Linked DNA regions of Homo sapiens: all the other regions are linked to region 5. The links are chromatin contacts, found by Hi-C or POLR2A ChIA-PET in ENCODE. All regions are on one chromosome and are shown on one strand. The core of a region is the stretch at or near the end of the contact, and the rest is flanking DNA. Distances in the headings are between cores, read along the strand shown. Region 1 holds the start of INKA1 (inka box actin regulator 1). Region 2 has its middle 15 kb from the start of BSN-DT. Region 3 holds the start of ZNF589 (zinc finger protein 589). Region 4 holds the start of NME6 (NME/NM23 nucleoside diphosphate kinase 6). Region 5 holds the start of SLC25A20 (solute carrier family 25 member 20). Region 6 holds the start of DAG1 (dystroglycan 1). Region 7 overlaps ZNF589 (zinc finger protein 589).

Region 1 (3,673 bases), core at 72-2,571, 900 kb before region 5:
GGCCGTGGATGGTGGACAGGTGGTACACTGGCTACAGGGGCCCTGCTGGGCATGGGGAGGCCACTGACTGAGAGGCACTGCCTACGAAGGGGCTGTGCTGAGGGTGCTGGGCGCTGGGATACAGGCAGTTCTTCCTCTCGCCATGTGCTGCCTGACACCTCCGAGAAGCCAGAGTCCCAGTCCAGGGCATGCTCCCTGGGGCCTCCCAAGGCTGCATCCCTGTCTTCTGTCACCACTGCTTCCTCCTCCTCCTCTTCCTCCTCCTCCACACAGCAGACTGAGTCCTCTTCCAAGGCACCCGAGGCCCTAAGCTGGTGGCTGGGCTGCACATCTGGGCCAGTTTGGGAGGTTGGCTGCAGGGGACCAGGCATTGAGGGTGAGCCTGTGTCCCGACCACACAACTGAGGGGAAGAGAGGGCAGAAGTCGGAGAGGTATCACTTGTCACCAGGCCAGCCCAGAGAACAGAGGGTCCAGGAAGGTTAGATAGGCCTGCTGGCCTGGGCAGCAGGGTGTTAGTGAGCACAGGGCAGGCATAGGGGTGCTGGCACTCGAAGCTGGTGTGGTTCTCATCCACCGACCTGGTGGCAGTCTGGCAGGCTGCAGCATGCAGGGCCGGGCAAGTCGGCACCCGCCACCAGGGCGGGCGGGCAGGCAGGCAGGGTTGCGGGCCTGAACGGGGAAGTAGGTCCTGCCCAGGACTGGAGGGGCATCCCGTGCCTATTGGGGGATTCAGCTCCCAAAGCCCAAAGCGTCTTTCACAGAAAGAGCGCTTGCTAGGTGAGGGGTAGAGAAGGGAGGCATAGGCCAGCCTGAAGTAGGGGGCGTTCACAGCAGCGCCAGCACCTCGTTAGTCCCTTGCCGCCCCATGCCCCGCCCCCAAAGAAGTCCCCCTTCCACTCTCTCCTCCCGCGCCGTTCCAGCAGCACGGCCAGCTGGATGCTGTTATCTGATGCTCAGCTCAGTTCCCAACCGTCCGAAACCCGACGCGGGCCATCTGAGCCATATGCGCCACGCCGCCCCCACCCCGCCTCGGACCGGCACGCTGGAGCCACCCCGCACCCGTCTGTTGTTCCGGCCGGGCGGCAGCCTGGCATCCCGCACGCGTCCTCACTAACCACACCCGCTCCCGAGCCTCACCAGTTCCCAGCGGAGCTGGCTAAGGAAGCTGTCAAGCCGAGCGCTGTGCATGTCCATGCCAGGGCCCCCACCGAACCTACTAGCTCCTCTTGGAACCCCGGCGGAGCCGCGCGGAGAGGGCTGGGAGGGCCGGCCAGCGGCGCCCTCAGCCTCCGCCTGCCTGCGCGACTCCTCGCTCTCCGTAGCTCCCGCCGCCGCCGCCCCGACATCTGGCAGCCGCGCCCCGCCCCGGCCCCGCGGCCAAAGGGGGCGGGGCTAAAGCCCGGCGTCCCTCCCGACTCCGCCGCGGTTCTGGGTGGGAAGGGCGGGGTCATAACTGGAAGCCGGACGGGGCCGGTACGGGGACCCCCCGAGCCCCCAGACTGTTGAGTGGACCCTGCGTTTGCTGCGTGACGCAGGACAGGTCGCCTCCGTGCGGGGGCCTCATCCTCCCCGTTTGTTCAATGGTGAAATAGCGGTCCCTCTCACGGGGCGCCGTGCTGCGTCCGCACATAGGCAGAGCACCCCGGATGGTCGGACCCAGAGAGGTTGTGGACCCTCGGGGCCTGACCCACGGGACCCATTCGTGAGGCTGGCCTTGGCACTCCCTGAACGGGATGGAAGTGGGGTTCAGCCCGTCTGAGGACTCAAGAGAGGGCGGGACTTTGTGGCAGCGCACCGGCGGGGCCTCAGCCGCGTCCCAACCGAGCTAGACGGGACTGCCCTCTAGTGGGGAGTGCTTGGCTAGTCGCGAGTCCAGCGGCGACGCGCGACCGTCGGCATTCCCTTTGCCGGTACCAGGTGCAGACTGAGGGTCGGTGCTGAGGCTGCTCTATCAACACAGGCTAGGCTCAAGGGTAGTGTAGCTGCAGACAGACTGGACATACCAGCAACAGGAAAATACCAGGGAATGAGGGCCGTGGGCTAGCTTGGGGAAAGTCAGTCTCACAGGAGGTGACATCAAGATGCAATCAAGAAGAGGGGCATTCTGGCCGGGCGCGGTGGCTCACGCCTGTAATCCCAGCAGTTTGGGAGGCCGAGGCGGGCGGATCACGAGGTCAGGAGATCGAGACCATCCTGGCTAACATGGTGAAACCCCGTCTCTACTAAAAATACAAAAAAAATTAGCCGGGCGTGGTGGCGGGCGCCTGTAGTCCCAGCTACTCCTGAGGCTGAGGCAGGAGAATGGCGTGAACCCGGGAGGCGGAGCTTGCAGTGAGCGGAGATCGCGCCACTGCACTCCAGCCTGGGCGACAGAGTGAGACTCCGTCTCAAAAAAAAAAGAAAGGAAGAAGAAGCAGGAGGAGGAGAAGGAGAAGAAGGAGAAGGAGAAGAAGGAGAAGAAGAACATTCTAGGCAGAAGGAGCAGCCAGGGAAGAGACCCCGACGGACAGGAGCTGGACAGGGCCAAACATAAAGAAGGCCCAGGTGTCTGTGATTGGTGGTGGTGGCAGGAGGGAAAAGGTCAGCAAAACCAGGCTCTAACGGCCTTAGAGCAGAATGTGGGTTTTGTTCTTGGTGTGATGAGGAGCAATGGGGGCCTTTGAGCAGGAATGACCTGGGCTAGCCCTTGTTTAGATAATCCCAGCTGCTTTCAGAAAAGGATTCTGCAATAAGAGTGGAAGTCCCTGCCCTCATCCAGGCAACGAAGGGGAGGGCCTAGGCCTGGGCAGGGCAGGTGCACTGAAGGGGGTCACTTTGGGGTATGTTTTGGAACTAAAATCAAGTCTTGCTGATGCATGGATGTGGGCAGGAAAAGAGGCATCAAGCATGACTCCTACATTTCTGGCATTAACAGCTGGTTGGATGAAATTGCCATAAACTGATCTGGGAAAGACTGGAGAAGAGTGGGTTTGGAGAGGAAAATCCAATGATCATTTATGGACACGTAACCCTTGAGATGCCTGTTAGACATCCAAGAGGAGTTGCAGAGTCAGCTGCTAGGTGTATGACTCTGGACTTCAGGAGAGAGATCAGCACTGGAGCCTTGGATCTGGGAGGCATAGTGAGTGAATGGATGGTATGTAAGGCCATAGGCCTGGATAAGGTGGGGTGGGAGGAAATCAGTGTAGTCAGAGGGAGACAGCAATCGGGACTGTGCCCTGGGACATTCCATGAGGTGGAGGTAGGGGAGATATGAAGCAGAGCTATCAAAGAAGCTGAGCAGGAACAGCCAGGAGAAATCTGAGAATGTGGGGACTCAGGACCCAAGGGGAGCAAGCATTGAATGCTGCCTAGGCAGTGAGGGTGAAGAACAAACCACTGGATTCGGCAGTGCATAGGTCACTGGGAACCCTGACAAGGGCAGTTTTGTGTAGAGAGGGACAAGCCTGATTAGAGTGTGTGGAGAAGAGAGTGAGGACTGAAGAACTGGAGATGGCAAATAAAGACAACCGTTTTTGTTTTTTTTTTTGAGACAGGGCCTCACTCTGTCACCCAGGCTGGAGTGCAGTGGCATGATCTTGGCTCACTGCAGCCTCCATCTCTGGGGCTCAAGTGACCCTCCTATCTCAGCCTCTCAAGTAACTGGGACTACAGGCATGTGCCACCACACTC
Region 2 (3,378 bases), core at 221-2,720, 640 kb before region 5:
ACTGACATTATCCAGTTTGTACTGTGGCCAGGCCACGGTGCAGAAGAAAATTAACTGTTTAGGTTTTATAATGTCAGTAAGTCCCAACTGAACGTTGATTTTGTTGTTTTTGTTTTTGTTTTTGTATGACAGAGTTTCGCCCAGGCTAGAATGCAGTGGCGAGATCTCGGCTCACTGCAACCTCCACCTCCCGGGTTCAAGCGGTTCTTCTGCCCCAGCCTCTCGAGTAGCTGGGACTACAGGTGTGCACCACCACACCTGGCTAGTTTTTGCATTTTTAGTAGAGACGGGGTTTCACCATGTTGGCCAGGCTGGTCTTGAACTCCTAACCTCAGGTGATCCACCCGCCTTGGCCTCCCAAAGTGCTGGGATTACAGGCGTGAGCCGCTAGGCCCGGCCTCTCTCAAGACCTTTTGCAACGGAAGTGGGAAGTGATCCTAGACTACTGGCTCCAATTCCCTAGAAAGGGAGCTGGTCTGGCGTGAGCTCTGGACCATTTTGGCAGGCTCCAAACTTGGTTTTGCCCTCTATAGCCTAAGGATGCGACACCATGCGGACAGAAGACAACAGCACCCTCAGCCCTGGCCCTGGCCAGCTCCCAACTGGATGTCCCTGCTGTTCCAATGCATGCCTAGAGCTGTGAAGACTGCTTTGGGAAAGGTGTTTCCTGGGGTTTCAGGGTACCCCCACTCAGGGAAAGAGTAAGTCGCCAGCAGCCTCATCCCACGTCTGCTTCTAGTGCCAAGCAGGGGGACCCAATCACACAAGTGGAGGCACCTCATCTCCATCCAGTACCCTCCCAGATCTCACAGTACCCTATCAGGCTACCCCCTTTAGGCGGTGCCCTCAGGAGCTCTCTGGCTGGAGGAAGGAGAGACAGAGAGGCCCTGCAAGCGCTGAGCTCTATCTATACCGTGTGCAGGTCCCGCGCTGGCTCCGCGGGGCACGGGGCCTGGAGGCAGGCAAACGCTAAGGCGAGGGAGTACGCACAGGAGGGCTCCTTATTGGTTCCCCACCTCTGAATTAAAGGTTTGCTGACTGGGGTCTCGGTAGCGGAAGCCTGGGCCCCAGACTCGCCCCTCTTATTGCCTGCTCGCTTCCCTTGCCTAGGGAGAAGGGCACTGGCGAATCACAGGCTCCCCAGTTGCAGCTACACTCGCCCCGATGCCCTCAGGGACTGTGCGGCAGTGGTGGAGAGAAGACAAGTCTAGTTACACCACCAGCTAGCGGCCGCGCTCGGACTGGCTCCCCGCGGTTGGGCTACTCGCGGGCTTCGCCCCGCCCGCCCGCCGGCCCCACGGCCTTAGCCCTGCCCACAGCCCCGCTCGGCCCCGCGCTGCCGGAGATTTTCGTCCGCTCCCGAGCGGCCTCAGCTCGACCCACGGCCGGCCTCCGGAGGCTAGCGCTTTCCGGGAGCTGGCGGCGTTATTAGCCCCGCCCACAGCCCGACTCTTCAGCCCCGCCCACCGCTGGCGACTTAATCCTCTGGCGCCACCTCCTGGGAGGCCGCGGACACTGTCTCCCTCTTCGGCCCAGAGCTGCTCCTGGCAGTCCACTCTGCTGGGCTCACCTGGGGGGCATCTGGAGCCACTACCAAGGTTGGGAGCTCTCCCTATCCCCAGCCCGAACCTGCCCAAGGCCCTGCGTCTCGCCACACGGAGCCTTCACAGGGACATGGACAGAACAATTCGTCTGACCCGAACTGAGACTCTAGGATAATCGCCACCAAAACTGGGGGTAGTGGGGCTAACCAGGGCCCCAGCAACCCGGTCTTCATGCTGCCCATGCCCTAGGCTGTCCTTAGGAGGGCCCCTCCTGCAGGAGCACCCGAACTCCAGCTGATGGGAGCCCCCACTTTGAACCTCTTGCCGAACCTCCTCTAGATCTTCTAGGGTCCCCACAGGGAAATGGTACCCAGCATTTCTCCATAGGTGCTTCAAATAATTCTTTGCTGCTCTACAACAGGAACAGAATTTCATCATCAGAATTAAACCTGGCCGGGCACGGTAGCTCACGCCTGTAATCCCAGCACTTTGGGAGGCCGAGGTGAGTGGATCACCTGAGGTCAGGAGTTCAACACCAGCCTGGCCAACATGGTGAAACCTTGTCTCTACTAAAAATACAAAAATTAGCCGGCCGTGGTGGCGGATGCCTGTAATCCCAGCTACTCCAGAGGTTGAGGCAGGAGGATCGCTTGAATCCGGGAAGTGGAGGTTGCAGTGAGCCGAGATGGTGCCACTGCACTCCAGCCTGGCCGACAGAGCAAGACGCTGTCTCAAAATAATAATAGTAGTAGTAGTAATAATAATAATAATAATAATAATAATAATAATAATAATAATAAAACCTAAAGTGTTTGGGTCATATTTAGAACTGAACACGCCTCACACTAGCCACAAGACCCAGACCAATAACTCCCTTGCCCTCTCTGGGCCTCAGTGACTTTGCCTCAAGGTAGTTGTGAGGAAGGTGAGCAAAACAGGGAAAGAGTCACCAATGGATTTGGATTTTTAAGATATTGAAATCCCAGGCCAGGCGCGGTGGCTCACGCCTGTAATCCCAGCACTTTGGGAGGCCAAGGCAGGCGGATCACAAGGTCAGGAGATCGAGACCATCCTGGCTAAAACGGTGAAACCCCGTCTCTACTAAAAATACAAAAAAATTAGCCGGGCGTGGTGGCGGGCACCTGTAGTCCCAGCTACTCGGGAGGCTGAGACAGGAGAATGGCATGAACCCAGGAGGTGGAGCTTGCAGTGAGCTGAGATTGGGCCACTGCACCAGTCTGGGTGACAGAGCAAGACTCCATCTCAAAATAATAATAATAATAATAATAATAATAATAATACAAAAAATGAGCCAGGCGTGGTGGCACACACCTGTAGTCCCAGCTACTTGGGAGGCTGAGGCAGGTGAATCGCTTGAACCTGGGAGGCGGAGGTTGCAGTGAGCCAAGATGGCACCACTGCACTCCAGCCTGGGTGACAGAGCGAGACTCCGTCTCAAAAAAAAAAAAAAAAAGGAAATCCCAGCGCTTTGGGAGGCCAAGGCGGGAGGATCACTTACTTGAGGTCAGGAGTTCGAAACCAGCCTAGCCAAGATGGCGAAACCCCATCTCTACTAAAAAAAATACAAAAATTAGCTGGGTGTGGTAGCACGTGCCTGTAGTCCTAGCTACTTGGGAGGCTGAGACATGAGAATCGCCTTAACCCCGGAGGCAGAGGTTGCAGTGAGCCAAAATCACAACACTGCACTCTAGCCTGGGCCATAGAGCAAGACTTTCAAAAAAAAAAGAAAAAAAGAAAAAAAGAAATAGGCCGAGTGCAGTGGCTCATGCCTATAATCCTAGGACTTTGGGAGGCTGAGGTGGGTGGACTGCCT
Region 3 (3,727 bases), core at 356-2,855, 660 kb after region 5:
TTGGCTGCTTTCACACAACAGCAGACCACTAGTCGTAACAAAGACCGTGTGGCCTACAAAGCCTGAAACATTTACCACCTGGCCCTTAAAAGAAAACGTTTGCAAGACCAGGTGCAGTGGCTCACGCCTATAATCCTAGCACTTTGGGAGACCGAGGCGGGAGGATCCCTTGAGCCCAGGAGTTGGAGACCAGCCTGGGCAACATAGGGAGACCCTGTTTCTAAAAAAACCAAACAGAAAAAAATTTGCCCAGCCCTGTTCTAGACTGTTCCTGTTGTTACATCCAAAGTCATTTGGGGCCGGGTGTGGTAGCTCCCACCTGTAATCCCAACACTTTGGGAGGCCGAGGCAGGTGGATCATCTGGGGTCAGGAGTTCAAGACCGGCCTGGCCAACATGATGAAACCCCGCCTCTACTAAAAATACAAAAAAATAGCCGGGCGTGGTGGCGTGTCCCTGTAATTCCAGCCGCTTGGTAGGCTGAGGCAGGAGAATCGCTGGAACCTGGGAGAAAGAGGTTGCAGTGAGCAGAGATCGCCCACTGCACTCCAGCCTGGGCTACAGAGCAAGACTCTGTCTCCAAAAAAAAAGTCTTTTGGGCCGGGTGGGGTGGCTAACACCTGTAATCCCAACATTGTGGGAGGCCAAGGTGGGTGGATTGCTTGAGGCCAGGAGTTCGAGACCAGCCTGGCAAATATGGCGAAATCCCCTCTCTACTAAAAATACAACAGCCGGGGTGGTGAGGCGCCGCCTGTAATCCCAGCTACTCCGGAAGCTGAGGCACGAGAATCACTTGAGCCTGGGAAAGCGGAGGCTGCAGTGAGCCTAGATCCCGCCACTGCACTCCGGACCGACTCAAAAAATATAAAAATATAATATACTCCGGGCGCGGTGGCTCACGCCTGTAATCCCAGCACTTTGGGAGGCCGAGGTGGGCGGATCACGAGGTCTGGAGTTCAAAACCAGCCTGGCCAACATGGTGAAATCCCCGTCTCTACTAAAAATACAAAAATTAGCCAGGCGTGGTGGAGGGCGCCTGTAATCCCAGCTGCTCGGCAGGCTGAGGCAGAGAACTGCTTGAACCCGGGAGACGGAGATTGCAGTGAACGGAGATCGCGCCACTGCACTCCAGCCTGGGCGACAGAGCGAGACTCCGTCTCAAAATAAATATGATATAATATAATAATACAAAATGCTGTTCTTCAGTTGCACTCCACACATCTCAAATGCTCAGCAGCCATTTATGGCCAATGACTGCCGGAGTGCACAAGTGCAGGATGCCCGGTGAAGAGTCGTGGAGTGAGCACCGTGGAGACTGTACGGGACACCTAGGGAGGAACCTGGCCCCCCAGGGGAGTAAGAGCCGCTGTAGGGGTAGTCAGCGCCTCACACAGCTCGCACCCCACGCGCATCCCTGGTGGATACGGCCGACGCCTGCGCGGCGCCTGCGGCTGGAGCACCGAATGGGGGAGGCGATCTCGCGGCCCCGACTCACCTTCCGCAGTCCAGCCCAGTAGCTGCTCCCGCGGGGCCCACATCTGCGCGCGCACGCACGCACGAAGCAAACGAGGTAGCAGCACCGTGTGTGAAACGGATTAGAATGCGCACCGCGGGCCACTGGCGGCGCCAGAAGAAAGAAGCAGGACTGGGTGAAGTGCGTCACCGCGCGGCGCGCAGCCTGCCGGGAAGCGTAGTTCTCGGGGCGAAATGCGGCTTGTGCAGGGCGAGAGAAAATGCTGAGGCGCACTTTGACCTTCTAGGTCCCCCTCGGCCGCAATATTTGGGGTTGTGCTTACCACAGGTACCCATAAGCAAAATATAGTGTTGTTTTCCATGGTTGTAAACATTATATAAATACACTTACAATGCCTGCTACTAGCTCTTTTGCGCAGTTCTATAATGACACGTGTTGACCTGTTCATTGTGTGTTCACTGCTGTGTGGTATCTAATGTAGAAATACACCAGGACTCCAATTGGACAGACTCATGCGCATCCATGGAGAGCTTCTCAAGGACAGTGGTTCGCAAACTTGTTGTTGTTAAAATCCTTTTACACTCTTAAAAATTACTGAGGACCCCAAAGAGCTTTTGAAACCGCCTTTGCAAAATTATACCTAAGGAAATTATGATGTTATAGGAGTTATTAAGAAATTATTTTAAGCAGATAGAGAAGGAAAGGGGTCCTTGGGAAGTTTTTGTTTCTTTTAAAGCAGCTCCAGAAAGGTTTCTTGTCTAGCAGGAAAGCCTGGGCTCCTAGAGCAGGATGGCAAGCTTTGATATGGAAATACAGGCCATTAGAAACTGGACGCACCCAAACATGGCGATTCCCGCCGTCCTTTTCTTTGCCCTGACATGTGCCTGGCAACATGGCCACCCCCCACATATTCCCACGTGTGTAGAACTTCATGGAGCCCTACATTTGCATATTAAAAAGCTAGGGTGGGAGGGCCAGGTTTTTGGCTGCCACATAAATGACACATCTGATCAAACTAATCCCCTGAGCCCTATGGAAACCAGACACCGCCTCCTCCAGCATCCTCAGATAAGCAGCCACTTTTCCGCACACGGCGCTTTCTCTTTGTTGGAATCCCCGCTCCCTCTGTCTCTGTATGGGGGAGCTGTTTTCGTCTTCCTTCCTTCTTTCTTGCCTATTAAACTTTTCGCTCCTTAAAACCACTCCACGTGTGTCTGTGTTATTAAGCCTATCAGAGACCAAGGACCCTGGTGTTCCTCCAGTCATCAGAGCCTTATCAATGACAGTAAAAGATATCAGATCTAACCCACCTCATCTTCCTTTCAACCTCTAAACTGTCTTTGTCCACTTCTGGGCATAGGCCAAAGTAGCCTTGGGAAGGAATTCAGTTTATAGCTTAAATAATAGCCCTTCCCAAGGGCTAAACTGTTCTTGTAAAATGAATGAAAGGCCACCAGCCACCAAATTAGGATGAGAAGGGCTGGAATTCTAAATATTACCAGCCATTATTCCAGAGGCCCTAAGACGCACAACTTCCCCAATTACTCTTTTGAAGCACAACTTCCCCAATTACTCTTTTTTTTTTTTTAGGGAAAAGAACACGGAGTCTCACTCTGTCTACCATGCTGGAGTGCAGTGGTGCCATCTCGGCTCACTGCAACCTCCCTCTCCTGGGTTCAAGCGATTCTCCTGCCTCAACCTCCTGAGTAGCCGGGATTACAAGCACGCACCACCATACCCCGCTAATATTTTTGGATTCTTTTTTTTTTTGGTTGGTTTTTTTTTTTTTTTTTTTTTTTTTTTTGAGACGGAGTCTCGCTCTGTCGCCCAGGCCGGACTGCGGACTGCAGTGGCGCAATCTCGGCTCACTGCAAGCTCCGCTTCCCGGGTTCACGCCATTCTCCTGCCTCAGCCTCCCCAGTAGCTGGGACTACAGGCGCCCGCCACCGCGCCCGGCTAATTTTTTGTATTTTTAGTAGAGACGGGGTTTCACCTTGTTAGCCAGGATGGTCTCGATCTCCTGACCTCATGATCCACCCGCCTCGGCCTCCCAAAGTGCTGGGATTACAGGCGTGAGCCACCGCGCCCGGCCAAGGTTGGTTTTTTTTTTTTTTTTTTTTTGAGCCCAGGCTGGAGTGCAATGGTGCGATCTCGGCTCACTGCAACCTCCTCCTCCCGAGTTCAAGCAATTATCCTGCCTCGGCCTCCGGAGTAACTGGAATTACAGGCATGCGCCACCACGCCCGGCTAATTT
Region 4 (3,387 bases), core at 212-2,711, 600 kb after region 5:
CTCCGTCAGTGATTCCGTGTAGGGAGAAGTAATGGGTTGTCATTTTTGGAGTCAGGGTTGGGGGCCTGGGGTTTGAGAATCAGGTCAGAATTCATGGGTTGAGGTTTAGGGATTTGAGGTTGGGATTAGGAGGTTAGAAGATAAGCATCAAGGGCTCAGGATCTAGAGACCAGGTCTAGGATTAAAGGATTATAAATTTAGGGACTAGGGCTTGGGTTAGGATTGGAACTGAGTAGCAGAGGAGTTAAGATTAGAATAGGGGGTGGTGGTCAAGGGTCTAAACAAAAAGAGAAGAGATGCAAGGGTCTGCGGAGAGACTGGAAAAACTTTCCTCGTAAGTTCCCAAAGGTGACTGGGTATCAGGAAACTATTGGGAAGTGGCTTCTTATTGCTGCAGGGACAGAAGCCATGAGTTGGGGATAAACCTTCCAAGAGGGCAACACCTGTGTAGGCAGACACCGAAGTCAGTTAAATGTGCAAGTAAGTCTTTACATTGATGACAGTTATCGTTTATTTTCATTCTTCTCATTCTCAGTGATTTCCCTCAAAAAAAAAAAAAAAAACCCAAGAAACCAAAACACTTTTTTTTTTTTTAACCATCTTTATTCAACCTGTCACCAAGTTTCTGGTCACCTGCCACAGCTGACCCCCGATCCATTCTCCCTGTCCCCATCCTCTCCATACATCACAGTACACACCAGGAATACCCCCAGTTCTCATCTCCTCACCCTGGGCTGCGTCAATAGACTCCAGAGTAACCCAAACCACACCCTGCTGCCCAGATTCCTAATGACACGTGAAAGGCCGTTATGACTTGCTTTCCTCATGCCCTATGCACACCTGGGCTCCAGCCAAGGATCCTCCTTCATCAACCCCCATATTAGCTACGATCCTTCATGCTAATGTATCGCTCAGAGCTCAAAAGACTTTGAAGGGCCTGTGCCTTCGCTATCGAGCGCTTAAGTTCTTTGCCCTCCGCGTACTTTTGACAAATACTGGGCATCAACCATGTTCCAGGAACTACCCTGGGCAAAGAAAATAACTGGGCAAGGTTTCCATCGGTGTCTCTGCTGGCGGGCATCGCCCCCGCCGGGCCGCCACCCTGAACGAGCCCGTCCGGTCCTCTGGGTTCCGCCACCCTGCGTAGCGCTGCGCCAGCACCCGGCCCAGCACTCCCTCCCGCCGAGGGCGCCCAGGCCGGCTTCCGAGGGCGCCCAGGCCGGCTTCCGAGGGGCGGTTCCCACAAGCGAGTTCCGGCGCCCAGAACGGCTTCATCCTCTCGTCCCGTCCGCGGCAAATGCATGCGCCTGGAAAACCCGCCACCCTCCAGGGCAACTCACACCTCACCTCACGCCGCGGCGCAACCGGACTAGGACCCCGAGCAGGGCTGCCCAGGGAGCGCCTGAAGGACCCTGCGAGGGCCGCAGGCTATCCAGCGTGGCGCCTGGTGGCCGGGCCCTGTGCCGGAGGACAAGGTGAACCCGCAGCCGGACTTCTGCTGCACTGGGGCTCCGAATGACCCAGAATCTGGGGTGGGCTTAGGCCCCGGGTACGAGGGGTGAGGGCTGCGCGGTTGCAGGCCTAGAGAAGTAGGGGGCTGGGTCGAGAGTTGAGGCCGTGAGCCCGGGGGGCTGGAGGGCGTGGCCACGGGGGTAGGGGCGCAGGTCCCGGCCGCGCGTGGGTGGACCAGGGCTGGGCCGCCGCCCTCCAGGAAGCGAGTGGTGGCCCCCTCGAGTGCTGGGGTGGCAGTGTACCGACAGCTTTACTTTTTTTTTGTTTTGGAGACGGAGTCTGGTTCTGTCGCCAGGCTGGAGTGCAGTGGCGCGATCTCGGCTCACTGCAGCCTCCGCCTCCAGAGTTCAAGTAATGCTCCTGCCTCAGCCTCCCTAGTAGCTGTGACTGTAGGCGCGCGCCGTTATGCCTGGCTAATTTTTTTGTATTTTTAGTAGAGACGGGCTTTCACCATGTTGGCCAGGATGGTCTTGATCTCCTGACTTCGTGATCCGCCCGCCTCGGTCTTTCAAAGTGCTGGGATTACAGGCGTGAGACACCGCGCCCTGCCTAAAATTTTTAATTCTCATGGAGTCACCTTTAAGTCTAACAGGATTCTCGACTTGTCAGTTTGTTGTAAACCAAGAGTCAAGACAGCCACAACTTAGCTGCGTTAGTAAAGGAACCATGTCCTCCCTACAGGCCGCGTGTTCTTGCCACGAGAACCCCTAGCAGCCTGGCCTTGGAATGGCTGGATGAGGTGCATTCGTTGGTTCATTCAGATACTGTTAAGAGCCAGCTGTGTGCTAGGTACTGCTTACACCTTCTGGTGGTGAAGACGGAACTGAAGGGAACTTGCAAGGAGCTGTGAGAAAGTGTAACGGGAAGTGAGCTAAGATCACTAAGGTGGGCAGGAGGCAACCAGAGAAAGCACATTCAGGACTGCGAAAACTACTCACACAAAGGCTGTCAAGCCAGAAATTCTTTCAAAACTGAAAGGCCCATGAGGTTGGAGCTAGAGAAACTTAAGGAGTGTGGGGTTCCAGATGAGGCTAGAGAGGTACGTGGGGAACCACAAGATCATGCAGAGCCTGGGAGGCCGTGATAAGGATTTTGGTTTTTATTCTAAGAACAGGGTGCCCTTTAAAGGGTTAAGGAGGGGAACCATATGATTAGATTTTCATGTGTGGTTCACTTTGGCTGCTGTGTGGAGATTGTAGAGGTTGGCAGGACAGAAACTGGGAGACCAAAGAGGAGGCTGTCAAGATGTCCAGAGGGGAATGATGATGTCTTAGAGTTATGGTGGTAGCAGTTGAGGATGGGAGAATGGTATGGGTTTTGAGATATATTAGGTAGGGAAAATTGCCAGAAGTTGGTGATCGTGTGGATATGAAGAGTGAGGGAGGGGAGGTGTCATGGATGTCTCTGTAGACAGTTGCTGAAAATGACGTGTTACCACCTGTGGCATTAGGGAGAGTGGGTTAGCTGATCTTGTACTGGTTAGATTGGGTGTGGCTTTATGGTTTGAGTGGAAAATCAGGTTGAAAGCTGTAGAAAGGACATGAATAGGAGCGACCATGGCAGTTTCTTTGCTTGGGCCAGATTCTAATACCACCTTTAACATGATTGACAGTTTTTAGGATAAGATAAATGAGAATGTTGTCTAGACTCTGTCCCTGCCTATGTTAATGGAAGCCTTCTCTGTATTTGTCGACAAATGATTTTATATATATACACACATATATATTATATATATATACACACACACACATACACACATATGTAGTAGAGTCAGGGTCTTGCTTTGTTGCCCAGGTCAAACTCCTGGCCTCAAGTACTGATATTACAGGTGTGAGCCACTACACATGGCCAAATGAGAGATAATATTGAGATAAG
Region 5 (3,769 bases), core at 381-2,880:
CGCCCGGCCGAATCTGACCACTTCTTACTACCTCCTCTGTTATGCCCTGGCGCAAGTCAACATCTCTGGCCATGGCTTTTAGCCTCCTTAAGGCTCCTTGTTTCTTCTTGCCCCCTGGAGTCTATTTTCACCCAGCAATCAAAGGGGGATCCTGATAACGATGTCAGACTATGTCGCTCCCCACTCAGTACCCTGCAATGACTTCTACGTCCTTCAGAGGAGAGACAGTGGCAAGATCTCGGTTCACTGCAAGCTCCGCCTCCTGGGCTCAAGCGATTCTCCTGCCTTAGACTCTCGAGTAGCTGGGATCACAGGCATAGGCGTCTGCCATTACGGCTGGCAAGTTTTTGTATTTTTAGTAGAGACGGGGTTTGACCATGTTGGCCAGGCTGGTCTTGAACTCCTGACCTCAGGTGATCCACCTGCCTTGGCCTTCCAAAGTGCTGGGATTATAGGCATGAGCCACTGCGTCGGGCCTTTAACTTTTTTTTTTTTTTTTTTTTTTTTTTTTTGTAGAGACAGTGTTTCGCTCTTTTTGCCCAGGCTGGAGTGCAATGGCACGATCTGGGCTCACCGCAATCTCTGCCTCCCAAGTTCAAGTGATTCTCCTGCTTCAGCCTCCCAAGTAGCTGGGATTACAGGCATGCGCCACCATGCCCCGCTAATTTTGTATTTTTAGTAGAGACGGGGTTTCTCCATGTTGGTCAGGCTGGTCTCAAACTCCTGACCTCAGTTGATATGCCTGCCTTGGCCTCCCAAAGTGCTGGGATTACAGGTGTGAGCCACTGGGCCCGGCCTAACTTTTTTTTTTTAGAGACAAGAGTCTCGCTATATAAGTCAGGCTGGTCTCAAACTCCTGGGTTTAAGCAATCCTCTCGCCTTGGCCTCCCAAAGAGCTGGGATTACAGACATGAGCCATAACACCAGGCCCAAACCTGTCTTCTAGTGCCTCCAAAACCTCTGTCGCCTCATCAGCTACTACCCTCCCTCTTCCTGTGGTTTCTCAAACATGTCAGGCACAGACCATCTCAAGGCTTTTGCATTTTCTTTTTCTTCTGGGTGGAAGGTTCCTCACCCTTGACCCTGTTATGTGTGAACAGAACTCCCTCTCTCATCTTCTCAGGTCTTGAATCCTGTCACCTTTTCAGTTAAACCCTCCCTTATTCAACGAACTAAAATTGCAAATCACTTGTCCCACACACCCTCTAACTCTCTTCCTGGATTTTTCTCCGTAGTACTTATTACTACTTGATACACTATGCATTTTTTAGTTATTTATCTTTGTTATGGTCTGTAAATTCCAGGAGGACAGGGACCTGTGTGTTGTACTACCAGGGGTGCCTCCAGCACCTAGAAGGACGCCTGGCATATGGCAGGGCGCAATTGATCTCTCTGGAGTGAGTGGATGAATGGGAGCTCAGAGGAAACATGGAAGTCTGGGAAGGCTTCCTGGAGGAATAGGCCCGCTGGCCCACACTCCCAAACCCCGCCCATGCGGCTTTGCGCTCTGCCACGCCCATCGAAGCGGGGCCGAGGCCGGAAGCAGCCCCGGGCGGAAGCCCTACCGTGCCAACTGGGCCCTCCTCCCGACCTGCCCCGGGCTCGTGCCCCGCCCACCCAAAAGTGGGTGAAAGGTCGGCGGCGCCGGCACTGCAGCTGGGGCTGAGAAGCCAGGACGGCCCGAGAACTGACAGACGGAGTGACAGACGGACTGACCATGGCCGACCAGCCAAAACCCATCAGCCCGCTCAAGAACCTGCTGGCCGGCGGCTTTGGCGGCGTGTGCCTGGTGTTCGTCGGTCACCCTCTGGACACGGTCAAGGTGCGGGAGGCTGGGTCGCAGGCTTTGGGGAGGAGGCCCGGGCGGGGCGCGGAAAGCATGGTCCCCCGCGAGGCGCGGACGCTGGGCAGAAGAGGGGCATGTGTGAGCTTCCGTGAGAAGTCTAGGGAATCTCTCTTTCAGGGGTGGGCAGGAAGCTGTACCTTGCGCCCCAAAGAGCCAGGCGGCGGCGCAAAGTGAGCAGCCTCTAACTGCCTGTCAAGAGCTCTGATGTAAAGTTCCCTGTCCCGCAGTCTCTTCTGACCCTGCGCCACTTCTTTAGGGATGGGAAGGAATAAACGTCTCTCCATAGTTTTGGTTTCAGCCAACACTAATATTATCGTTAAGGTTGAAACAGGTCCCCTGTAAAGCCTGCCCCAGGAAGACAACTAAAGACAGAGCGGTACGGTTGTTCTGGAGGTGTCCTTTGATACATTCCCCTGGGGCAAGAGTACCCATCTCTTTCGCACCTTTCCCGGCCCGGGGAGATACTTGACACTCTTCGGCCTGTCACCCAACGGTGGCCTGCTCAGCCTCCTGGGCAGAGGCATCCCTGTGAGAAGCAATGATGACCTCAGTGACCGAGCCCCTTCCACGGAAAGCAAGGTGATCAGCTTTGCACAAGGCCAGCCTCATTCTCACAACTCCCAGATGAGGAAGCTATGGTCAGACTGAGGCTTGGGAGGGAGGACGTTCATCAGGAATTGTTCTCTGGTCTTCCTCATATCATATCTCAACTATTCCCCTTGCAACACCTTCATTAATGCTTTGCTTGGGGACCAAAGTCCATCCCCCATGGCTTAGCACTCGAAGCTGCATCCAGTTTTCTCACTTTTTTTCTAGACGTAGACGTGAAGGAAATTGACAAGTCATTGCCAGGGTGGGCCTGTGGGGAGCAGACATGAGTTTTAAAAGATTGGAAGCCCATGTGAGGGGGTTTGTTAGGATGTTGGGTCAGATTTCTTCCACAGCGAAATAGTTTTGTGGGCACTTCCTCTTGGCCAGCTTGGGCAGCAAGCTCTTTGCTGCCTTTCATCCAAGAGAGGAGCTGCCCTGAAGTAGAGCTCATACTGGGGTCATTCTATAGGAAGACCAGGGTTAAAGTAGCTGGACTGGCTAGGTCATTGTGCAACATGAAATCAAATGTTTATTTAGCTGGTGGTAAATGCCATGTGTTAGTGCTTCCCAGACTGTGGTCATTCCAAGCGGCACTGTCTACTGAGGGACGATTGTCTGGCCTTTCTTCCTGCTCTTGGTCCATATAGGCAGATATCTTATTAGTTCTAGGCCTCTGGGGCCGCCCTTAAAAAAAAAAAAAAAAAAAATATATATATATATATATATATTCACACACACACAAATATTGCTCCTACCTCCATATCACCTTTGTCCTTGATGTCACTCCCAAGAAGGACTGGATGACCTCTGCACTGAAGTGCAAATAACTGAAATGCTCACTGGCATATTTAGCAACCAGAAAGCCTCTTTTTAGCTTAAACCAAAACCACAAATTGCTGACTGCTGTGTTTTTGGCCTTAGTGAGCTGGGTGGGCTCCAATCAAAGCCTGACCTTAAGGTACTTTCAGAGTTCCAAGGTTAAAAAAAAAAAAAAAAAAGGAGAAGAAGAAAAAAAAGAAGTCCAAGATAGTGTAACTGAGCTGTGGGCTGTGTGTCCTGACAAGGCAAAAGCTGCAGCGCTTCAGAGTGGGTCATGAAAAGGCTCTATGGAAGGTGGTGCGTTAGAACAGGCATTCAAGTGCTGGGTGAGTTCAGACTGAAGGAGTAGGGAGACCCAGACAGTCTGATGGGAAGGCAGGAGTGAAGGTGAGTGTGGCTTGCAAGTGGGGATCATATTATAAAATAAGACAACCTAGGCCGGTCACGGTGGGCTCATGCCTGTTAATCCCAGCACTTTGGGAGGCTGAGGCAGGTGGATCACCTGAGGTCAGG
Region 6 (3,514 bases), core at 1,015-3,514, 570 kb before region 5:
CGGCGATAAAGTTTTTAATAATCAAATGCCAGGCCTCCTTTCCTATGCATCGACGGCAGTCTAAGTGGTCCCTAAGTGGTCCCTCCAAATCCCACCATCCTCAACACTAACCAGACACAAGCAACTCTGTAGGTCACTATACCAGGTAGTCAACAAGGAATTTAAATCCTTGGTTATGCTTGGTCTTCTGGCCCATGCATTCCAGAATGTAGCTCCTCCCCCATCATGGCAGGACATCCCCTCTGTACTACCTTTTCAGTCTCTCTTTTCTGATGGCTCCTTCTCCCTCCCCACCTCTCCTCTGTTAGCTGACTTAACTGCCAGAGGTCCTGACCCCCTCCCTCTTCCTGCCACTCCACCAGCAATATCTTTCTAAACACAGGTCTGGGTCACACCACTCTACTGATTAAAAGGCTCCCCAGACTCCTGCACCCCGCATACAAAGTTGGAACTCCTGAGCACAAGGCAGGCCCAGAGCTCGCACCTGCCAAGCTGGAGGACTCCCAAGCACTATTTTAGGTGCTCATGTACATGTGGTTCCCTGTGTCCAGGCCTTGATGTCCCCCACTAATTCCTGCTGGCCCTGAAAACCACAGCTCAGGAATTCCCTCTCTCCTCAGGCTACTATGTGAGCACGCTTAGCGGGCAGACACTATTAATCATGGGTTCCCTGGTCCCCACTGCCCCCTAAACTGAATTCCTTAAGGGCAGAAGCAGACTCTTTTACATGGGTCCCTAGGATCTACCACAGAATTTGGCAGGTAGTGAATCAAAATATTTGTTCAAATGAATAAATGCATTTTGCAAAATCAATTTTTAAGAACAGTGAGGATTTGCACTGTGCCTCTTTTAACAAAAGCACATGTCAGCACAAGCTTTTATATCCCATAGGGTCTTCACATGATGGATCCAACTCCCTACTGAAATCTGATTTCTCCAAAATACAGGACACAGGCCATGAGCTCTTCTTCCTTAGTTCACAGCAAAAAAAACCCACAAAAGTTCAACTAAACTTCTCCATACTCAAACTATGGATTTTTATGCCTCCAAAATGTAGTACGGTTGAATTCTTTTTTAGAACAGGAACATTCCAAAATAATGTCTCTGAACTTAACTAAGCATAGAACCTGATAAAACTGCAATACCCCATCTACACCAGACTTTGCAAAACACCTGAAAGCACATCCAGCTCTTTATCTGGAATTATGTCCTATAAACACCACCTTCCCTTCACGGAGTCTGGCTTCTATGCCAGGAGTCACTTCTACTCGCTTATTTAGGGAAGCAGCAGGCTAGAATCTTAAGTTAGACTCTGCGCTATGAAGGTGCTGTCCCAGGCTCTTGCCTCAACCAGTCAAAACTTCATCGTCACCATTAAAACTAATTCTGAAGCAACTCGATTTACAAAAATAAGAACTTTTCAAGTTATAGAGATTAAAGGATGCATTTTAAGTTACCAGTTGAGTTTGTAGGAAACTAACTTAGAATTTATGGCAAAAAGATTCCAAGCCGAGACGACATTTTCTGTGGAGACACTATCCAAATACACTCGCAGGTGAACCAGGTCTGCCAAATACAAAGTGAAAAGGTAGTAAGTAAACAAGCTTCCAAAGGAGCTCAAGTAAGGATGACGGAACCCACCAAGGCTCTGAGCAGCTCTGACAGAGCAGTGGCGGCAGCGGTGCCCTTCCCTGCCTCTAGCGGGGCTCGACTCCCCACAGTCGGAATCCGGCCCAACTGGGCCACAACCCCTATTGGAAGCCAGGGAGGCGGCCCGCAGGCGGCTCACGACCGCGGCCAAGGCGCAGGCTCCACGTTCCCGGGAGCGCGGGCCGAGCTAAGGCCTGGCCCATCGCCGCGGCGCGCGGCCCGGGCCTTGCAGCCGAACGCTCCGAGCCTTTGCCTGCGGGACCCAGAGCAAAGGGGCGGCTCCGCCCGGGCGGCACCGCCTCCTCACCCACAAGGACGTCCGCGGCCGTGTCCCCGCCCCGGGCCGAACAGCGAGCAGCAGCAGGTGTTCCGCGGAAGGCTCAGCCGGCAGCAGGGATGGGGGCCCAAGCAGCCAGGCACAGCGGATAGGGCGGGCGGTGCACTCACCCAGCGCCGGCGGGAGGACCGCGGCAGGTGTTCGCTCCTCCTGGCCCCAGGACGCCGCCACCGCCGCTCCCCGGGGATTCGGCGCGAAGCTGCCGCCGCCGCCACCGCCAAGCCTAAGAGGCGCGAGCGCCGCGCCGCAGCCTTCGCGCGAGCACGTACCGGGCGGTGAGAGGGCGCTGAGCGCAAGGGCGGGGCGCGCGGCCGGAGCCTAGCAACCGCCTGACACGCGAGTGTTGCAGCCAATCCAGCGGCCAGCTCCGCGCGGCGCCGACTGGCTGTCCGCGCGCCGCCGGCTTCTGCCTGCGTCGGCCGCTCCGCAGCGCGCCGCACCCGCGCGCAAGCCCCGCCCCGGCCAGCACCTCTCTGCTCATTGGCTAGCCACTCCCCCGCCCTAAAAGTCACGCCCCATTATGGAAGCCTCGCCCCCACGGCCAGGGAAGTCCGTCCCGGGACACACCCCGGCGGTCGGTCCCGGTCACTCGGAGCCTTCAGAACCAGTAGTGTGGGGGAGGGGCTCCCCGCCCAACTTCAGGCCTTTGGGCCTCTAAGACTAATCAAGGGACAGTCAGGACTGCGAACTGGCCCAGCAACTGGCCACCCGTCGACTGCGTTCAGCCCTCCTTATTTCCTTCGAATGCAAATCAAGGGGTATTTCTAAGCCATGAGAACAATCAGGAAGCGTTCTCTCAATTGCAAAGGATGAAAGCCTTGCTGCCCGGCCCTTACACGGATGGGAGACTGAGGCCAGGGACAGGAGGAGCGGGAAGCTAGCTCATCTCCTAGAGCCTCGCCCACAGCAGGCTGGGGAGTCGGAAAGCGCCTCAGGCCTAACCCTCGTCCCCTCCCCCTGCCTGGAACACTGGAATCCGACGCCTGCTCTCCTGCCCAAAATAGCTCTAACTCGCAGGCGCTGGTCACTCACTCCTAGTGGCCTGCATTCTTTTGGTGGGGGAAGAAATAAGAGAGGGGGGTTGCTGCCTGGAACATTCAAGGGGAGGGTCCTAAGGTAGCTCTAGCTCTCCCCAGGACTTAACCTGCAGCCCCCCACCCCAAAAGCCCCAGACTTCACAGTTACTGAAACTGACAGTTACCGGATGGGTCTGGGAATGAGACCCGTGGTGGGCTCTGCTTCTCATCCCCACACCATGCGCAGGATGGGTCCATTCCCTCCTTGGCCTGTGGCCAGGCTGGAATTCCAGGCCTGCACTCTTGACAGCAAGCACATTCTGAACACAGAACTGGCTGCCACCAGCCATGGTTTCCTCCCTGGATCCCGGAGAGCTCTGGGGCTCCCTGGCTTTCCCTCCCTCCTCAGGAGCGTCTGGGAGATGCAAGTTGCAGAGATAAGAAAGGAATGCCCCATCTCCCAAAAACATACCTTTTTGCAATTATCTATACTTCAGTGTCTCGGCTCCAA
Region 7 (3,519 bases), core at 603-3,102, 630 kb after region 5:
AGTGTGGTTAAAGAATCTTGGATTTGGGACTGGAGGGTTAGGAAGGGGACCTGGTAAAGGTGTCCCTCAGATTGTAGGGCTGGAGACTGAACTCTGAGTAAAATCTAAAGGTGGGGTAGGAGAGGAAACAGCAAAGGCTAGAGATGTAGAAAAAAATAAAGCAGGAGAGTGTCATGGAAGCTAATGGAAGAACACAGTTGCAGAAGGAAGTAGTCAGATGCAAAGACCATTCCTCCAAGGGGACCGTCACTTGACACCTCTGCTCTCAGAAGTTAGATCTCTGTCATCTTCACATCTAAAGGAATGTAAGGGGTCAAAAGACTGTCCCCAAAGCTCTTAGAACAAGAGTGGGGTGGGCGTACAGTGGATAGATTTGACTCCAAGTATCTCTTAAGGGGCCACTTCCAGCCAACACCTTACTCTCACTCCATGAAGGTTTCTCCCGAGTGTGTCCTCTGACACGTGACAAGTAATGATGTCCACGTACAGCTCTGTCCACATTACCTTACAAACAAGGCTTCTCCCTAAGCATTTCCGCTGGTGTGGCTGATGGCTGACTTGTTGCTAAAATCACATCCTCACTCCTTGCACCTCTAAAGCTTTTCCCCGAGTGTATCTTCTGGTGTATGATGAGCTGTGACTTTCTCCTAAAGCTTTGCCCACACTCCACGCATGCATAAGGCTTCTCCCCCGAGTGTATCCTCTGATGTAAGCTGAGAGTGGACTTGTGGCTAAAGTTTCGCCCACACTCGATGCATGCGTAAGGTTTCTCTCCTGTGTGTGTCCTCCAGTGTCTGTTGAGGAGTATCTTCCGGCCAAATCCCCGCCCACATTCCCCACACACATAAGGCTTCTCCCCTGAATGTGTCTGCTCGTGTGCGAGGAGAGTTGATTTATCACAAAAGCCTCGCCCACACTGGCTGCACACATAAGGTTTTTCCTTGGAGTGTGTACTCCGGTGGTAGTGGAGGGTTGACTGAGCTATAAAGCCTCGCCCACACTCTCCGCAGACATAAGGCTTTTCTCCTGTGTGTGTCCTCTGGTGTCTGATGAGCTGTGATTTCGTGATAAAGCCTTGCCCACACTCCGTGCATGCATAAGGCTTCTCCCCAGAGTGTATCCTCTGATGTACACTAAGAGCGGACTTGAGGCTAAAGTTTCGCCCACACTCAAAGCACGTGTAAGGCTTCTCTCCCGTGTGTGTCCTCCAGTGTCCATTGAGGACTATCCTCCGGCTAAATCCCCGCCCACATTCCCCACACACATAAGGCTTCTCCCCTGAGTGTGTTCTCCGATGTGATTTGAGCGACGACTTCTGGCTAAATCCATGCCCACACTCCTCACACACGTGAGGTTTCACCTCTGAATGTGTCCACTGGTGTAGGAGGAGAGTTGATTTAGCACGAAAGCCTCGCCCACACTCTCTGCAAACAAAAGGCTTCTCATCTGAATGTATCCTCTGGTGTGTGTTGAGACATGATCTCCTTACAAAGCCTCGGCCTCAATCTCTGCACACATAAGGCTTATCCCCCGTGTGAATTCTCTGGTGCTTAATGAGCTCTGACTTTTCACGAAAGCCTCGCCCACACACTGTGCACATAAACGATTTCTCCCTTGTGTGTGTCCTCTGATGTCTGATGAGGTATGGCTTGCAGCTAAAGCCTCGCCCACAATGGCTGCACACATAAGGTTTCTCCCCGGAGTGTGTACTCAGGTGGTTGCGGAGGACTGACTCAACTATAAAGCCTCGCCCACACTCTCCGCAGACATAAGGCTTTTCTCCTGTGTGTGTCCTCTGGTGTATGATGAGCTGTGACTTCCTGCTAAAGCCTCGCCCACACTCCCTGCACACCTGTGACTGCCTTTTGTCTGAAGATTTTTCTGCTGTGACTGCCTTCTGTCTGAACAGGTTTGACTTCTGGTTAAAAGCTAGTGCACACTCCCCAAACGTGACTGCTCCAAACCCTGGGGTTTCTGCCCTCTTGGAAATTCTGTCTACTTCCTCAGAGCTTGCATTCTGGGCTGGACTGAGCTGTATCTCTAATATTCTGTTGCCTCCCCAAGAGCTTATTGGTGGTCTCTGGAACAGGCTAGAGAAACCCACTAAAGCCCCCCTTTCATTTGTACTCCAAAACAAGGGTCTGACGCCTCCTTCCACTCGTTGATCTTCTGCTTCAGCCCCCCTGTGATTTTTATCAGAAGGATGTTGTGACTGTGGCTGATCCTCTGGGCAGGGATTTCCTGGGTGGAGTTGATTTCCTGCATGGAAACCTGGAATAGGATGATTGTGTAGCTCATCTTGGCTGAGGAACTGCTGACTGCCAAAGGCCAGAGGGCAAGAAGGGCAGGTATGGACTTCTGGCTTTGATTCTGCTGAAGAAAGAAAGTTTCCAGTCAGAAGAGTCATAGGAAGGGCTGACTGGGCTCTTGTTTTATGATAAGACCTGGCCCATTAATCATTCTCAATGATTAAAGTCTTTCTCCCCAAGATGTGCTGTGCAGGACCTATATTTTCATTCAACCTCTTCAAACTTTTGATTTGGAAATCATTTCAAATATACAGAAAAGTTGCAAGAATATGAATAATACAAAGGGCTGGGCACAGTGGCTCACGCCTGTAATCCCAGCACTTTGGGAGGCGGAGGCGGGCAGATCACGAGGTCAAGAGATTGAGACCATACTGCCCAACATGGTGAAACCCTGTCTCTACTAAAAATACAAAAATTAGCTGGGTGGAGTGACGGGCGCCTGTAGTCCCAGCTACTCGGGAGGCTGAGACAGGAGAATCACTTGAACCCGGGAGGCAGAGGTTGCAGTGAGCCAAGATCATGCCACTGTACTCCAGCCTGGCGACAGAGTGAGACTCCGTCTCAAAAAAAAAAAAAAATTCTTCTATTTATTAGTTAGGCAAGGGTCTTCAGTTAGGCTGATAAAGGGTCTGGCCTCCTGGATTACAAAAAGTTCATGGTTGTTTGTTATCTTCAGCTGGTTAGAAACAGTTGCAATTTAATTTTGATATTTCTTAGGAAAGTGCAGCTAAATGGTAACATTACTGTATTTGCCGACTTGTGGAAAACAGGGAAGAGCAGGTCTTGGATTGGAGGACCAAGAGCCAGCCTTCTTTAAGTCAGTTGTGCCTGTCTTCTCCACTGATGAATCCTCACTTCTGGTAGAACTTGGCATGTAATCTTCCTCTAGTAAATATCTACTTATGAGTGGGGAAACTCAAATGAAGGCTTCCTATGCACATTCTTCAATACTATTCTGTACTGCATTCTACATTGGGGGACATCGAGACTAAGTGACTCCTATCTCAATCCATCCTTTCTTCTCAAAGGAAAAGTCACAAAGAGCATTCCCGTATAGGTCATAAAGACTGTTCTCTCAGTGGAAACAAATGCTTATGGCATTATGTGATTATGGTAGAGGATAATTTTAGTATAATTGTAGATATTTACAACACTGAGGATGTCTGGATGCCTACTTGGAAGATTCTCTGTTGCGATAATATATAGAATA

What was found. A loop is a pair of places that touch in the nucleus more often than their neighbours do. ChIA-PET counts read pairs that join two places held with the same protein, here RNA polymerase II (POLR2A). Pooled maps may share reads with other maps.
Region 1: a loop to region 5 is called in a pooled map, with 5 times the contacts of the local background. The contact joins the promoter of INKA1 here to the promoter of SLC25A20 in region 5. A Hi-C loop is called at or near these places in 1 of 50 pooled maps. POLR2A ChIA-PET finds 5 or more read pairs at or near these places in 3 of 52 experiments (GM12878, activated T-cell and activated naive CD4-positive, alpha-beta T cell).
Region 2: a loop to region 5 is called in a pooled map, with 3 times the contacts of the local background. The contact joins the enhancer-like site here to the promoter of SLC25A20 in region 5. A Hi-C loop is called at or near these places in 1 of 50 pooled maps. POLR2A ChIA-PET finds 5 or more read pairs at or near these places in 3 of 52 experiments (A673, HepG2 and endothelial cell of umbilical vein).
Region 3: a pooled map shows a loop between it and region 5 (4-fold over the local background). The contact joins the promoter of ZNF589 here to the promoter of SLC25A20 in region 5. A Hi-C loop is called at or near these places in 6 of 50 pooled maps. POLR2A ChIA-PET finds 5 or more read pairs at or near these places in 4 of 52 experiments (B cell, GM12878, activated B cell and 1 more).
Region 4: a map of naive thymus-derived CD4-positive, alpha-beta T cell shows a loop between it and region 5 (8-fold over the local background). The contact joins the promoter of NME6 here to the promoter of SLC25A20 in region 5. A Hi-C loop is called at or near these places in 1 of 168 maps with a recorded cell type or tissue (naive thymus-derived CD4-positive, alpha-beta T cell), 1 of 37 single-sample maps with no recorded cell type and 7 of 50 pooled maps.
Region 6: a loop to region 5 is called in a map of B cell, with 22 times the contacts of the local background. The contact joins the promoter of DAG1 here to the promoter of SLC25A20 in region 5. A Hi-C loop is called at or near these places in 2 of 168 maps with a recorded cell type or tissue (B cell and naive thymus-derived CD4-positive, alpha-beta T cell) and 10 of 50 pooled maps. POLR2A ChIA-PET finds 5 or more read pairs at or near these places in 3 of 52 experiments (CD4-positive, alpha-beta T cell, GM12878 and IMR-90).
Region 7: a loop to region 5 is called in a pooled map, with 6 times the contacts of the local background. The contact joins the enhancer-like site here to the promoter of SLC25A20 in region 5. A Hi-C loop is called at or near these places in 5 of 50 pooled maps. POLR2A ChIA-PET finds 5 or more read pairs at or near these places in 2 of 52 experiments (activated B cell and activated naive CD4-positive, alpha-beta T cell).

The regions. Positions count from the first base shown.
Region 1 is chr3:49,800,909-49,804,581 of GRCh38, reverse strand. INKA1 (inka box actin regulator 1) reads right to left here and starts at 1,321. Exons shown (of 2, transcript NM_203370.2): 1 at 1,139-1,321; 2 at 1-401. The coding sequence starts at 1,189. It also overlaps a transcript of CDHR4 not described here. RefSeq lists silencers at 1,045-1,484, 1,875-1,924.
Region 2 is chr3:49,537,948-49,541,325 of GRCh38, reverse strand. No RefSeq gene overlaps it. Among named protein-coding and RNA genes, the nearest start is that of BSN-DT, 15 kb to the left of the region's middle. RefSeq lists a silencer at 1,134-1,363. Within about 2 kb of position 1,470, at least 24 of the 41 ENCODE cell types and tissues checked have a DNase peak (open chromatin) inside an H3K27ac peak, as active enhancers do.
Region 3 is chr3:48,238,982-48,242,708 of GRCh38, reverse strand. It overlaps ZNF589 (zinc finger protein 589), which reads right to left and starts at 1,605. Exons shown (of 4, transcript NM_016089.3): 1 at 1,495-1,605. The coding sequence starts at 1,537. RefSeq lists enhancers at 1,436-1,730, 921-1,838, 2,156-2,450.
Region 4 is chr3:48,299,441-48,302,827 of GRCh38, reverse strand. NME6 (NME/NM23 nucleoside diphosphate kinase 6) reads left to right here and starts at 1,461. Exons shown (of 6, transcript NM_001308426.2): 1 at 1,461-1,475. RefSeq lists silencers at 1,039-1,258, 1,559-1,758 and an enhancer at 1,349-1,478.
Region 5 is chr3:48,896,743-48,900,511 of GRCh38, reverse strand. SLC25A20 (solute carrier family 25 member 20) reads left to right here and starts at 1,630. Exons shown (of 9, transcript NM_000387.6): 1 at 1,630-1,822. The coding sequence starts at 1,718. RefSeq lists a silencer at 1,890-2,079 and an enhancer at 2,660-2,709.
Region 6 is chr3:49,469,017-49,472,530 of GRCh38, reverse strand. It overlaps DAG1 (dystroglycan 1), which reads right to left and starts at 2,264. Exons shown (of 3, transcript NM_004393.6): 1 at 2,098-2,264. RefSeq lists a silencer at 1,846-2,585.
Region 7 is chr3:48,266,769-48,270,287 of GRCh38, reverse strand. ZNF589 (zinc finger protein 589) reads right to left here. Exons shown (of 4, transcript NM_016089.3): 4 at 1-2,373. The coding sequence ends at 1,502. Among named protein-coding and RNA genes, the nearest start is that of ZNF589, 27 kb to the right of the region's middle. Within about 2 kb of position 1,852, at least 11 of the 41 ENCODE cell types and tissues checked have a DNase peak (open chromatin) inside an H3K27ac peak, as active enhancers do.